Linked DNA regions of Homo sapiens: region 2 is linked to region 1. Evidence: read pairs that join two places in POLR2A ChIA-PET (ENCODE). Cell type or tissue: Panc1. All regions are shown on one strand.

Region 1 (8,000 bases):
ATTAAGAAGGAGCTGTTTTACTTGGGAGGGTGAAGGTGAATGTGGCAGATCAAAAGTACATGGGGCTGGGGAGAATCAGGGGGGAATAGGCAAGCAGAAAAAAATAACTGGGTCCTCTCTGAAATAACTCTAATTTCTCATAATCTGCTATATTGGTAGTATTGACATGGTGTCTATTGTCTGTGATTATTAGTATGACTGTCTACATTCATCTGTGTTTCCAGAAAAATAATCAGTTTCTACCCAGTTTGTCAATTTTTAGTAATCCATCAATGGTCTGAAATAATTAGGATATTAATGCCCAAAATAGTATATTTGGGCATGGTAGCTGAGGTTTCATAAGTAACTATTTTGTGTTTGGTGAAAGTCTTTTTTTTTCTGTGTGTTCTAAAGCACAAGAAGGCTCAAATTTAATTTTCTGAGTAAGCAATAAAAAGAGTAATTATAAACCTTATCTGTAAAACAGAATTAATTATAGGGTTGCTATGAAGATTAAGTAACTTAATATGTTTAAATTGCTTAGAATGATGCCCTTGCTATGAAGCAACCATTATATCATGATTATTACTCATTTAATATAAGAGAGCAAAAATAGTATTATAAAAAGTAAATCAAACTACGTCCTCCACTTGCTTGAAAGCCCTTCAAGGTTTTCTCACTTTGCCAAATCAGTAAAGAATTTCCATGTACTAAGGCCCAGCTTGAATGATTGGGTTTCTAACCTCCCAAATAGTTTGGATTATTTTTCTTCTAGCTTACTTTGATTTTCTTTCCTGGAGGAGATCAAGATTTTCCTGCCAGAGGGCCTTGGCACCTGCTTTTCCTATGCATGTCCACACTACACGTCTCTATGCTGTGTCCAAACTACACTTCTGTTGGCTAGTTGCTCCTCCTCTTTCTTATGGGACATGGCTTCAATATCACTTTCTCCTGGATACTGTCCTTGCTAAAAGAGATTCATTCCCCCATTACTAATTTCTATTTCTTCTCCTTTTGGCTATGGTCAAATAATAGCCTAATTATAACCTGCAGTTTGTAAATTATCCACTGACCACAGTTTTGTCTATCCTTCCAACTCTCTGCAACTTACCTGTCCACTGTCATCACTCTTGTGGTTCCCGCATTTAGCACAGTGTTTAGATATTCATGGTATATATTGATTAAATATTTGGTAAACAAACATAATTTCCAAATAGTTTTCATTTCCATTTCTGGAAAGTAGAGTTAAGTAAGTATTTTATAAGTATGATTATTTTATACACTCTCATGGTAGGTATTATCAATTCTCTTATTTTAATAACATTTTCAGATTATTTATTTATTGCTTTGCATATTCCGTGGCTTTTTTCCTCAAAGGATTTGAGATGACAAATTCTGTCAAGCCTCGGTTATGACCTGCATTCACTTAAGGCATGGTTTGACTTCGCAGTATTCATTTTATACAGTAATTCAATTTTCAATAGAGTCAGCAAAAGATGAGAGAATTAAGAGTAAAAAGATCTAAGTTTGGAACTAGATATTTACAGATTTTTGGCTCCCTAAAACATTTTCCCTTTTTTTTTTTTTTTTTTTTTCAGACAGGGTCTCACTCTGCTACACAGGCTGGGGTGCAGTGTCATGATCTCAGCTCACTACGACCTCTTCCTCCTGGATTCAAGTGATTCTCGTGCCTCAGCCTCCCGAGTAGCTGGGACTATAGGCGCTTGCCACCATGCCTGGCTAATTTTTTTTGTATTTTTAGTAGAGCCAGGATTTCAACATGTTGGCCAGGTTGGTCTCAAGTGATTTACTCACCTCAGGCTCCCAAAGTGCTGGGATTACAGGTGTGAGCCACCATGCCTGGCCCATTTTCCCCCTCTTTTGATAGCTGAATCTCAATTTCCTTTGGAGAATCATCTAGTTTCTACTCTCTGTTCATGAACTTCTGAAGTGGGGGTGTGCCTTCATCTTGATTAATCATAAATCGTGATCTTCTGGTCACAGTGATTGCTTAGGGTAGGAATAGGCAAACTTTTTTTTTTCCATAAAAGACCAGATAATAAATATTTCAGCCTTGTACGTCACATACTCATTGTCACAGCTACTCAATTCTGTCATGACATCACAAAAGCAGCATAGATGATATATAAACAAATGGGTGTGACTAAGTTACAATAAAACTTTATTAAAAACTAGTGGTGGACCAGACTTAGTCAGTGGATTGTTGCTTGCTGACTCCTAGTTTAGAGTACTGCTCCTCAAAGGGTGATTATCTGTTTGTTATTGCTGGTCTGTAACAAGTACAGACATTAAGAAGTTTTATAACAATTGGGCAGGGAATTTTATGTCTGAGAAGTCTAAAAACAAAGAATTTGGGCTTATATTTTATGTCCTTTCATTTTATTTTCATGCTAATTCATTTTTATTGTATTTTACAAAAGTATCGGCCCATGACAGATTGGGTATTTTTTAAGAAGAATAAAAAGGTCCTTCATGATGGAGAGTTTGAAAAGCACTGGTTTAGAACACAACATGACTTAAGCCAAGCCCATTAACCCAAACCAAGCTGATCCCATGACTCACCTAAAGAGACAGATTTCCTCCATTGGCACTCAAACCCAGAAAAAATGTGAGCTTGGAGTTGTTTAGAGCCATGTCAAAGAGCCTAGGAAGGAAGCCAACATAGTAGAAGGCACAACCAAAAGATGGGATGGAATGGGATGGAAACTGAGCACAGATGGCATCATTTGAGGCTATGCCTTAAGAAAACCTGTGGTTTATTATCGTGTACTTGCAGTCTGCTTCCCTCACTAATAAGCTTTATCCCTGGACTTTACTTGAATATAAGACTACAATTCCTTCCTGCTTCTTAAAAAAAAAAAAAAAAAGGAAAAGAAAAAAAAATTCAGTTTGAATTGGGTTTTCTGTCACTGATAACCAAGAGAATCTTGACAGACATACATTTTCAAAACTGCCCTTTGCTTCTAATAACTACCTGTGAGATATTAGAAAAATCACCTCCATTATTCATACGTTTATTTCTGCTACTATAAAACTAATGGGGTTTTATCAAATAATACCTTAGTTCTACTAGAACTTTAAAATGTGTTTTTGGTGGGGTTCACTCACCACACACTGGCTCACAGCCTGGCCCTCGCCCATAAGATAAATAAATACATAAAATAAAGTGTATTTTAGCTTACCTTTTCATGGTTAAATTGAAGATATTTATGATCTACATTTAAAACGTGAATTCAGAAATTTTAGTTTGTAGCATGTCTTCTCAAAAAAAAAAAAAAAAAAGAAAGGAACACAGAAAGAAAGAAAACAAAGAAGCAAGCTAGCTCCAAACAATAAACAAAAACAAAAAGCAAAAATACCCTCTCTACTAAGAATTCAAGGTTTGGTTCAGTCTGCCATTTTGGCAATGGCAGGCTTAAGAATGATTTGAATGCATCAATAAGCAGTAAGTAGCTTTTTTTTTTCTTTTAACATATAAAGAGTTTCTATGAAAAATTCTACCCTAGATATTTGTTATTCATATTAGTTTGTCCCTGACAAACAAAATGAGTTGTTTAGTATAAATGAAAATTCTGCACAGATCTCAGAAGATATTTTAATACCTAGGCTGCTTTAAAAGAGTAAGGAAAAATCGTATCTCTTTGATGATTTCTCCAGTTCCATTTTAATGACAAGAAGTTGACTACTTTAGTTTCTACCAGGATAAAGGGAAAAGACTGTTGCAAAAGTAGGAGAGAGAAAATTTACTTCTAGGCCCCAGCCTATACATGTCAAAAATCCCTTTTGCTGGAGACAGGCTTTCAAAGCTCCATTTCCCAGTAAGTGTTAAAAAATATATCTCCTTTACTCATGAAAGTCCCTGAAGACCATTTTAGTCAATCACGCTGGCAGCCAACCCTCTATACACAAGAATTACTTCAAATGTTTCTTTCTACATGGTGGCCACTAAAATAGTTTTCTCTCTCTCTCTCAAAAAAAAAAAAAAAAAAAAAAAAAAAAAAAAAAAGCCACCAAACGGCTTTGGGAGGAATTTTTATAATCCCAAATAGCCTTCTTCTAATCCTCTACTTGAATCAGCCTTCGAAGGAAAACTATCTTTGTGCCCTCAAGCTGTCTTGCATTTTCAGTGACATCTTGGGCTCTGTAATTACCATGTTTTCAGCCAAGGTCAGACATGGTCTTTTTTCCTTAAAATAATAAATTTCTCTGCTTTAAGGAAATGCAGATACTCAGACCCACTTAGCAACAATATGCTTTTGTAATTTGGTATTCATATTTTGCACAGCTGTGGCATTGTTCTTAGCCCCCAGCTTACGTTTAATCTCTGATTTATAACCCTGCCTCCTAGGTGTATCTTTGAGAGTGGGGACATTGACTAATTCATCTTTGCATCCCCAGTGCCTGGCTCAATACATATGTGTGGATTAAATGATTACAAAATAATATAATAATTATTGAGGACTTTCTCCATTCCAGGTGCTATTATAAATACTTTTCACACTTTTCATCCTCATTGCAACTTCATGAGGTAGACACTATCCTTATGCCCATTTGACAGATGAGGAAAAAGAAGCAAAAGGTTATACAACAACCAGTAATTGCCCAGCTAGGATCAAACTCTGATCTAGAATCTCTTAACTATTTGACAATACCAAGTGCCTCAAGCTACGTTGGTAAAGAATGTACTTAGTATCAAGCAAAGAGTTAGTAATGGAAGTCACCTATTCTCCCCAGAGTAGCATCAGATCCAAGTGGATCCTTTGGAAAAAGTTCAATTAGTGGGTTACCAGGTGGAGATAATTTTCCTGTAGCAATGACTGCTGAGCATTTTTCTCTATCCATGCCATCACTCCCAAGGGCAAGCTATTATCCTCTTCCACCTGGGCTACAGCTATTTCTATGCACAGCAGTCAAAGCTGTACTAAGAAACAAATGAACAAACACAAAACCATTCTGCCTGTGTCATTCCGCTACTGCAAAGACTTTATTATATATCCAAATAGGATAAAGTCAGGATCCTCCTCTGATTGTGGAAGGTCCTTTGTGAGTACTCCACTTGTCATTTCAGGCTCCTTGCAAGATCATTTCCCATTCAGCACACTCTGTCTACTTTTGTTTCCTGGAAGGAACCAGGCTGTTTCCTAGCTTAGGACATTTGCTCAGGCTGATTCTTCTGCCAGGCACATTACCAACCTCCCACCCTTCCACCCTCCCAACTGACATATTTCTACTCATCCTTCCTTTATGTCTTAGCTTGGCTAGGAAAGAGTTTCTTGATACCTCTCAATCTTAGACCACATTAGATTATTGTAATGTGCACAGTCATAGGTGTGTCTTGCTCTTCTAACAATTACCTTTTAAATATCTTCCTACCAGCCTTGCCATATTGCTATTATCTATCATAATGTCTGCCATGTTGCTGACATTCCAGTGGCCTACTAACCAGAATGCATTAATGAATGAGTGGACATATGTTAAAGAATTAAAGTTGGGTTAATTCTTAGAACCACTGCCTTAGAGATGATAAAGCATCTAGAACATATCTTGAAAGCATGATTAGCTGGTAGAGTACTGAAATAGTTTAGCCAAGGACATTGGCAATCAGAAAAAAGGTGGTATTATAATCATGTCTAATACATGCCAAACACTTACAATGTACAAGGCATCATTCTAAGCACTGTACCAAGTGGCCATTTTCTTTTTTCCACTGGGCTTTTTCATGAAGGCAGTTCAAAGGTCTCTCTCTCTCTACTAAAAGCTGACAAGAAGTAACAACAGCAGTAGCAGTAGCATTGATGGTAATAGTAATGATGATGATGATGGTGTTGTGGGGATAGAATCTTACTGTATGTTATATTATTTATATGCAGTATAATCATATGTTGTCCTAAGGACCACCCCATGATATAGGTAATGGTATCACCCCCACCATAGAGAAGAAAATGACACAGAAGGGTTAAGGAACTGTGTAAATTTACATGCATAATTACGGCAGAGCCAGGACTCACATCAACCCAGTCTTGACACTTGGGTCCCATATTCTTAACCACTGTGCTTGACAACATCTGTTCCAGTTATCTTTCACTCAAAATTAGGTGGCTCAAAACAACACAGTATCTTGATTTCATCTTTGGTCATCTAAAGGTTCAACTGGGCTGGATGGACACATCTAAGATGGCTTACTTGTAGGACTGGCAGTTGATGCTGCTGTTGCCTGAAAGCCCATTAAGTCTGTTAACTGGAGAACCTACACGTAACATCTCCAGGTGGCTTGGGCTTCTCAGAGCATTGAGACTAGCTTTTGACAAGAAACAGCCCATAGGGACCATTGCAAGATACTAAAGGAAGCTGCAAGATTTCATACGACCTAGTCTTGGAAGTTCAGACTTCTCTAACATTTTATTGGTCAAGGAAGCACTCAGGACAGCCCAGGTTGAAGGGGAGAGGAATTACAGTCAACTACTCAATATTAGAAACAGCATCTTCTGGAAGGCCATCTTGGCAACTATCTACCACAATATCCTGGCTGTTTTCCTAATTTATTCACATTTACAACTGATTCTCGTTAACGCTGATCTTTCTGCGTAAAAGGGTAGGCCTTGCTACCCTCCTTGCATGTCTCACTAGGGAACAACTTTTGGTATCCTTTAGCCAAACCACAGACACAGTGATATTTGATTTGAGAAGGTCTGTTGTTTGTCTTTTTTTTTTTTTTTTTTTTTTTTTTTTTGCTTCAGGGAAAGAAGGTTCACTATCGTTGTTATTTCAAGAGGCAAGTGAGAAAATCCTGCAGAATAAACAGAAGCACTTCAAAGGACGCTTCTGAAATCACTATCTGCACAGATCACTTTTCCTTTTAAGCCTGTGAAGGAAGTTTGGCATTGCCTAACTTGCTTTCATGTAAATTCCTTTCTTGGTTTCCTTTCTTTCTTGATCCACATGTGAGCCTGGAGAGCATGTGTCTTTCTCCACCCTCACAATCAAACCTGAGTTGTTTTAGATACCTGTCCTCGGGCCATGCCTGCAGCAGTGTGGACTGTAGATCATTCAAAATGATCAAGAAAGTTAGTTGGTAGGTTAGTTGGAAAACTCGGTGGAAGCAATAAATGACAACTTGATCCACGCATCTTGTATACATTTCAGTCTAACTAAAATCAATGAAACGTACACTTATTTGCCGACTTTTAAATGTAAGGCCAAGGACTTTCCTTGGATTAAGAATTCATATATTGAGGTCCCAAGCAGTCATTCTTGCATACACTAAATTTATTATGCATCATCTTTGATGCCTAGTTTTTAAGTAAAATGACAACTTAATGCAGAACATATAATACTTCCAATTGTTTTTAAATGATTTTGCCAACCTGCAAAACAGAGAAAAGAAGTTGCTCTTTTTACCTAACCTTCAGATTTAACTCTTTTTCTTGTCCAACTCGTATTCCATTCCTTTATATAATATTTAATTAAATTATGTATTTCAATAGTAAGTGCTACAGGCACAAATGGGTTTGGAAGCACCAAATGTTGCTAAGTATACAGCTCAACTGCTGAGAACAAAAGTGCTCAGATGAACTAGAAAGTGTCCTACAAGCCTGAAGCCTGTGTTGTGGGTGTCCACTGGGATTTTTATATACAGAATGGAGAACATCAGTTAACCTGTTGTATTGGTTAGAGGTCAGTTAATAGAGCTTCTGTTGTTTTCTTTTCTTTTCTTTTCTTTTGTTTTTACTCTAGTTGTCTCTTAATCTCATTGATAACCATGTTGTCCACAGTACAGAGAAGAATCTAGACTTTCAGCCTGATCTTTTTGTTAACGTCCTATGGAATCCAAGCCAAGTTTAAACAAAATTGATCATTTTTAAAGCACATTATTTGTGCCAGGCACTATTTTAAGTGCATTGTATGTTTTATCTAATCTTATCCTTATAATAACCCTATGAGGTAGTGTGTCAATTAGGAATTGCATTAAGCTGTTAGTGCAGAAATAACAGAGGCTTAAA
Region 2 (8,000 bases), 1.5 Mb before region 1:
AGAACATTCTGTTATGTGAAAAGAGAAATGTTTTATACACTCCTGCTATTTGCTAAACAGAAATATGTTTACATTTGGCATAACGTCTTGCTTTTGGTTTTGCTAGCTTTTTGAGAATATCCTTTTTCATTTAATCTTGAACACAGATACAAAATGTGGGTGAAAGAGGAATATTGTCAATATATATCATTGTACCATTATATTATAGTTCTATAAGTTAAAATTACAACAATAATAACTTTATCTCTATCACAAGTGAAACGGTACGGGTTCCCTTGTCCTCCTCTCAGGGCGTGTGATGGGAGTGTGGCTCGTTTCTTCAGCGCCCCGCTGCTCAGACCTCTAGAGGAGCATACAGACAGGCAGGCTGTGGGGCTCCGATCCCACGACAGTGTCTAGGGCTGACTGTTTACAGCTCCCGAAGCCCCAGTGGACGTGTGTGCTCCTGAAGCCCCAGCAGGCGTGTGTTACTGGGTGCTCTCTTAGTTTGCCGTCTATAGGCAGCTTGTGTTAGCTCAATTGGACCCTCTACCTTATCGCAAGGACAGAGGGCTTTCTGTATCCCCGGATTTCTCGCCTTGGTGTACCGGAAAAATTGGTCACACGTGGCTTGGAGAATGAGTGCAAAGTTGTATTGAGTGGAAGTAGCTCTCCGGTGATGGGGGAGCGAGAAGGGAGGTGGTTTTCCCCTGGAGTAGGGCAGCTCGGCGGCCCCAGCTCTCCTCCCACTGCCCCAGCCAAACTCCACCTTGTCCCGCTGGTCAATGGCCTGCCGGTGCCTGTCTGTGTGCTCTTCCCCCAGCGGGCTCTCCATGACCAGCCACCTGTGTCTTCTTCCCCGGATGTGTTCCTCAAATGTCTAGCGACTTCAGTGTGTCTGCCCGCTAGGGCCTGCGGGGGGCGGTTTTTATAGGCCCAGGTTGGGGGCGTGGCCGGCAAGGGTAGGCTTGGAAAATACAACATTTGGGCGGGAAAGCAGGAGCGCCTGTCCTCACCTAGATCCATGGGGGTAGAGCCGAGCCAGGGACCCGCCTTCCTCTACCCCTCACTTCCCTTCCCCACTTCCGTATCATTTAAAGGGACCACGCTCTTCCGTTCCCGGTACTCCCGTATCACAAGTGGGCTATGATATCATGTGGGAACTATTTGGTTGCAGTTACACTTATAAAACAAAAGCTACTTCTCCGTAAACTATAAAAAGCAGGTTTTTATCTCAGAAAGGATTGTTAATAATAAATGACCACTATTTATGGAGCTCTTGGATTCACAAGAAGTGAGTCACCAATGACAAATTACGTATCTTACGTCTCAGTGCTGAGAATAGTGCCTGGCACTTAGTAGGTACTTAGTAGATATTTGTTGAATAAGTAAATACTTCTTCTACAAGCCGGGTATTGCTTTAAGTCATGGTTACATCTGTCAAAGACAAAACTAAGTTCGAGACAAAATGAACAAAGGCTGTTTATTCATAAATTGATGGCAAGGGAACCCATCTGCTGTCAGTTTCGTTTCAGCAGGGTTCCCGGGTGTTAGAGAGGAGAGTGATTTTTATAGAATAAAAAAGGATAGGCTGAGACAGCCTCTGACTGCTGAGGGTTCTATAAAGGTGAGATTTCTGGAAGCCAGGGTGACTTTCTAATTGATCTTCAGGTACATTTGACTGCCCTTTGTTGGCTGGGAGGGAGCAAACAAGCAGTCTGGGGACATTCTGGAAATGAATGCTAGGAACAGAAGGTTTTCCGTGGCCAGCCATTTCCTGGAACATGTAGTGCTCAATGGGGTGCCTTTTTTACAGTCAAACTGTCAGGATGGTCCTTTATGAGAAGCTGACTGCTTGGGCCAGTTTCTAACATCTGGGTTCTCTCCCCGACTTCAATCTCTCTCTCACTCTTGCTCTCTCTCTCTCTCAAAAACAAAAACAAAAACAAAACAACAAACAAAAAAAACCTGTCACCTAATTGGCAAAAACCTCCTAGAAAAATAAAAATAAGTCAGTTTTAAATTGAAAAACATTATTACCACTCAAAAATCCTAAATGCAGTAAAAATAGGAGTGATATAACCTCATATGTTCACGAGAACTCATCTGATGCAAGTAAACCTGCATTTTTATATTCAAGTCTTATTTAATCATGGCTGTGGTCTTAGGACAAAGATAAGTTCAATATTTTACGGAAGTTTGATTGATAGCAGTGAAGCATTGTCCTAAAGATTCAGGAACACGCTTTTTATAGATGTTATTGGAGTGCAAAATAGCCACCTTAAAAAAAAAAAGCTTACAAGGATTCACAACCTTTCTAGTGGCTTTGTCTTTATTTATTCATTTATAAAGCAGCTATCTAGGGGGAGAGTATTAGTGGCCATGGGAAATTTTAAGTAGAAATTAAATAGACCTTTGGCTTCATGCCCAGAAAAATATGTCAGTCCTGTGCAGAAAACCAGGCAAAAGATAAAAAAGATTCCATTATATCTATAATACAATCTTCTTATGGCTTTAGTACAAGTTTCTTTTCTGCTAACAGAAGTCCCTGCAGAAGGTTTAAACAATCTCAACAATTTCATTATGTGAGCGTAGCTAAATCCAATAATGTAAAAGGGCCTAGAGAGCCTTCCCATATGCTTGGTTCCATACCCTTTCCTTCTAGGGGAAGTCAAAGAACTTGGCTCTCAGGAAGCTGATTCTACTCCAATTGCCCGCAGCACAAATCTTGCATTGTTGACATCGAGGAAGCTCTCCTGAGGACACACAAAGAAGAGAAGGAGCCATTAGAATTTCTCATGACCCTGCTTTGAGCCAAATCCAGCTTCACTTAAATGAATGAAAATGCTTGTTATATGGCCCAAGAAACTACTTTGTCCATTTGAAAATTAATTAGACCATAGCTAGATGAACAACCCTAAGATGCTTTCACAATGTTCTTAGATGCATGACCCTGGCTGAGTTCCCAATTTTAACAAGTTTATCCTAAAGCAAAAACTTGGCCTTTTGGCTAAGCTAGTGCTACAATTATAATGCTTTCCTGAGTGGTGGCAGCTAAAGCATAACCTCGCCAGAAAAGAGTTAGTTAGGAAGAGAGTAGTTAAAACTTTTGCATGCAAGCTAACAGAAGATATTTTAAAGGCATTTTTTTGTTGTTGTTTTGAGGAGCCAATTTAGTTATTCATTTCACAGCTGGGCTTGGAGAAAATGTTAAAATCTTATATATGTCATGATTCACTCCAGATTAAAACTCCTTGAGGGCACAGATTATGTTGTTCCTTGTAGTATTTTAAGTATAGTGGTACCAAAAGTTGGTAGATTGACTAGAAGCATAAAACACAGATTCAGATGTAAATTCTTTTTTCAAGGTGTCACACTGAGGATGTTCACGGCTGGTCATTGATAAGAGAGAATCTTCAGGTGTATAATATTCTGAGCCACTCCATCACAAAGAGACTAATAACTACTTTAAAAAGTAATCTATACATATACCTAACGTAAATGATGAGTTAATGGGTGCAGCACACCAACATGGCACATGTATACATACGTAACAAACCTGCAAGTTGTGCACATGTACCCTAGAACTTAAAGTATAATAAAAAATAAATAAAAAGTAATCAATACATTGCCCCATTTAAGAATGTCCTTAATAAATATTAGGGGTGATTGTATAACTGATGCTTAACTATCTATAATGTGGAATTGAGAGAGAGAAAATCAGAGTTGGATACACTGCATGAGAAATAAAATTCCACCCAAATTACCAAAAATAGAGAAATTATGGAAAGGGTGCCCAACTCACAACTTCTTTATTGATTAAAGAGAAAAAAGTCTTGCAAGGTGGCTCTATCCCTATCATAGCTGATCAGGACAAGGACAGACATCTCATTCCTGAGGAGCTGATTCATTGATAAATGACAACCAATTGCGTTCTCTCTGTGTCCCATTTGGGATCTCTCTAAATCTTTTCTGCACATGCTGTCTCTTTCTGGGGCAGCCAATTGAGGATCTTTGCATATAAATAAACACACGTGCCAGTTGACCTCTGTAGAGAAGCAGAATAATATATATATATGGTTCAGGTGTTGAGTCGGGGACAGAGACAAGAGGCCATGTCGGCTTTAGTTTTTTAATACAAAGGAAGATTATAAAAGTCTGAGAAAGAACGATGAAGCAGGCCACCTTGTATTCTTAAGAATTCGCTCCTCTTGCTCACCTGCCTCTGTACAATTTCTATGTTTTTGATATTTTGGGTGGAATTTTATTTTCAATGCAGTATATCCAACTCTGATTTTTTTTTTCTGCCCTCAACCCCATATTACAGATATTTAAGCATCAGTTATATCGCCATCCATAATATTTATTAAGGACCTTCCTAAATGTAGCAACCTACAGGTTACTTTTTAAAGTAGTTATCAGTCTCTCTGTGAGTGGAATGGCTCAGAATATCTCTCTGTTCAAATGCATAGACATCTGCAGATAAATGGTACTTTTGAATTTTTCCTAATGTAGCTCATCATTTTAGCAGAATTTTGACTGGCCTCCCTAATTCCAGATTATTTCTATTTCCTTGTATGACCTTAACTGGGGACTGATCAGCATCCTTTTTTATGTCCCCCCAAAGAATGTCTTCTGGGTCTGGGCTCTCAAAAATCTCACGTGGTTAGAAATCTTTGGGTGGTGCAGTACCACAACTCTGAATAAAGAGACATTAAATACCTCCTCTTATGCTGTATATTGATAAGGACTTGTGTTGATCTATATACATCTGGGTCAAAACAGAATACTTTGAATTTAGTTAAAGAAGTCATATCGTTTCCTTTTGTGGAGGCACATGACATCTCCAGAATGAAATCTTTCCCCAAATGACATGACAGCATTAGCCACTTTTTTTTTTTTTCTTGAGATTGAGTTTTGCTCTTGTTGCCCAGGCTGAAGTGCAATGGCATGATCTCAGCTCACTGCAACCTCTGCCTCCCAGGTTCAAGCGATTCTCCTGCCTCAGCCTCCCTAGTAGCTGGGATTACAGGCATGTGCCACTATGCCTGGCTAATTTTTTTTTTTTTTTTTTTTTTTTTTAGTAGAGACGAGCTTTCTCCATGTTGGTCAGGCTGGTCTCAAACTCCCTACCTCAGGTAATCCACCCACCTCAGCCTCCCAAAGTGCTGGGATTATAGGCGTGAGCCACCACGCCCGGCCAGCATTAGCCACTTTTAGTTTATCTGAAACCCGCTGGAGGTCGCCCCTGCTTGCAAGGAGAAAGGGTTCTGGGCCCATAACTTGGTTTCCTTAAGGCATGCTTAAATGCTTGGCTTCTCCAGATTTGCTGAGATGCCCCTTTATCGTTTCAATGAACTCCCCCTTACTTGGGCTCACTCATGTTGAATTCTGTCCCCAGGATTTTGAAGTGCTTTCACCATCTGCCCAAACAACTAAAACTTTCACAGAACGTTTAACAAGTATCCGAAACAGTAGATGGTTTCAGTTCCTATCTTCTGTATTTCCTCTTCCACTTGGAGGAGAACTGACAGGGATCATCTTCAAAAAGTGGGGTTGACTAATGAAAGTTTAAGAAAGCACTACAGAGGCTCCCAGGCTGGCTAACAGGTTCTATGTGAACCATGATGGATTAAACAGAAAGCCTTATATGACAAATATGCAAACACAACTTATCACACTCAAATTAAAGTGGTAAATATAAAAATATAAATATAACAATAATAGACACATTTTCTGTGGTGCTTTACAGTTTTCAAAGCACTTTAAAATACCTTATCATGGTTCATTCTCACAACAGACTAGGTGGGAGGGAGGCAATTTATGCCCAGATTGCAGGTGGAGAAACTGATCTTCCAAGAGGCGAAGAGACCTTGCTGGAAGAACAAAGCTGAATCGTGGGTAAGGGCACACGTGGTACAGTCAGAGACTGGGGTTGGAATTTTGGTTCCCACTTTTTATTAGCTGAATGGATTGGGACAAATTATTTAATCTGTCTATGCCTTGATTTATTTATCTGGAAAATTGAACAAAATGCTGAGCACTGCTGTGAGAGCTACAGATGCATGATTCTCCCAACAACCCTATATAAAGTAGGATACCCATTTGACAGATAAAGAAACCGAGGCAAGCAAAGATTCAGGAACTTGCTTAAGATTACACAGAGTAAGTGGCAGAGGCAGGCTGCAAGCCCAGGCAATGTGCTACCATTGTACAGCCTCCGTACCTCTTTCATTGGTTGGTGAGAGGAGTAAATAACACCATGAATTGACTGTAAGTCTAGCATAGTGAGAGTTCAATATGCACTAATAATCCATTCCTATTTGTAAAGAGCCCCTCTTACTTACTGGCTGTCTTTCACTATAGAATGGAAGCTCCACAAAGGCAAAGGTAATGGATTTGTTCACCATTATGTAATCAAGGTCCCTGGGTTTCAGAGTATACACTGGGAAAAAGTACCTATTTGTAACTGTTACACCTTGAGTTCTTGTTGTTTCATGAATGTTCCAGGAAGAAGCTCAGCCCTGGAATAGCAAAAATGGGTTGGATCCAGAGATGCCTGAGTTAGACATGAACTTTAGTGAACTCCCCTCATTGCCCTACTAAAAACCCTGCCCAGGGAGGAGCTTATTGGCCATTTTCTATACACGTGATGTATGTGGAAGCATGATCAGTGACTGCACACACGCTGTGGTGACGCCAGCTCTACATACAATGACTCAGCTAACAAGCCCAAGAAAAGCCCTGTTTTTACCTTTGTTTGGAGAGCTACTGCTTTGGGAACTATGCCCAGTGCCCTCCTTACCTGTTGTAAGTAATAGTAATAATATCTGTTTAATAAATCCTTCTCGGTTGTGGTCATCTGACTATCACCCACCAAGCAATGGAACCCACCCATGAGTGACAATATGAGCCCTAGAACATAAAATGGTACAAAATGGGGGCTTGGAAAATTAATAGTTGAGGGAATGAATGAATGAGTAAATGCGACTTATATTTTGAAGTCTTTTTGGAAGTTGAGGAAGGAGGGGGCCAGAACAGAAGCATGAGTTATTATCCCTAAGCGTATTCTCCAAAACAGATACACTTCAACAATTTTAAAGAAATACCATTAATGTAAAAATTAAGGCTCTGATGAAAAGCATCTTTGGAATCAGAGTGAAATATACAATTGAAGCTTCAGAGGTCAGACCTTAAGACACATAGAAAGGTGGTAGAGGGCTGTTTTGTGTACGTGTGCACTTGCTCACCCACCAATGTTGCAAACCCTGCCTCCTTCTTCCCCCATCCTCCTCCAGTCTTGCATGCACCCCACCACAGCCTCTGTACCTCAGAGGAGAGAATTTGGCTGCACCCCTGGGCACAATAAACCAGTCTGAGGGCTGAATGGATCTTAAACCTCCTGAGTCCTATCTCAGTTTTCTATCACCCCTTATGACCTTAAATGCCCCCCAAAGAATTTCATAAATAGACTAGGATCCAAATTAAAGAACTAGATTGAACTTAGGCAGAAAAGTGAGAGTGTCCTTTAAATGCCAATAGGCATTGCCTTTGGCATAACAAAGGAGTTAAAACATAATTAAGATCTGAAGACTGATTACAGGAATGTGTATGATTATTTTTATTATTTTTCTTCTTTCTATCTTTGTGATAGGATGTGATCAACCTCTGCCATGCTCCGTTGCTTAGTAGCAGACAGTCAGAGTTTTAATTATATACTAAAATAAGCTAAAGAACAGAAAACTGCTTTATGTCTAATACGTATATATCAAGAAAGGCATGTGACAGCATCTAAATTGCTTTAGTGCCTGATAAAGAGTGTCTCCGGTAGGGTTGTCATCAAAAGATCACGACTGGAGTAGGAAAGTATTATTAATAAAGCTGCTACTCTCTTTATATGTCCTCCATTGTTTGTGATTCCTTGTTAGAAGCTAGAAATGAATTTTTATCTACCACTAATTTCATCAGGTTTTTTTTTTTTTTGAGTCTGGGAGAAAAAAAAACTTTTGTCAATTCCACTG

What was found. Peaks named below come from ENCODE experiments on the same cell type or tissue, not always from the same donor. Only the 100,000 strongest peaks of a DNase experiment are listed, where the experiment ranks them.
Region 2: POLR2A ChIA-PET joins it to region 1 with 11 read pairs; 2 of 35 experiments call an interaction of 5 or more read pairs at or near these places.

The regions. Positions count from the first base shown.
Region 1 is chr3:68,494,729-68,502,728 of GRCh38, reverse strand. The region is part of intron 3 of TAFA1 (TAFA chemokine like family member 1); the gene reads right to left. It overlaps LOC105377146 (a long non-coding RNA gene), which reads right to left and starts at 2,092. Exons shown (of 2, transcript NR_135532.1): 1 at 1,795-2,092. In Panc1, no CTCF peak of the experiment used is centred here; no DNase peak of the experiment used is centred here.
Region 2 is chr3:69,992,616-70,000,615 of GRCh38, reverse strand. It overlaps SAMMSON (survival associated mitochondrial melanoma specific oncogenic non-coding RNA), which reads right to left and starts at 883. Exons shown (of 5, transcript NR_190186.1): 1 at 749-883. In Panc1, no CTCF peak of the experiment used is centred here; no DNase peak of the experiment used is centred here.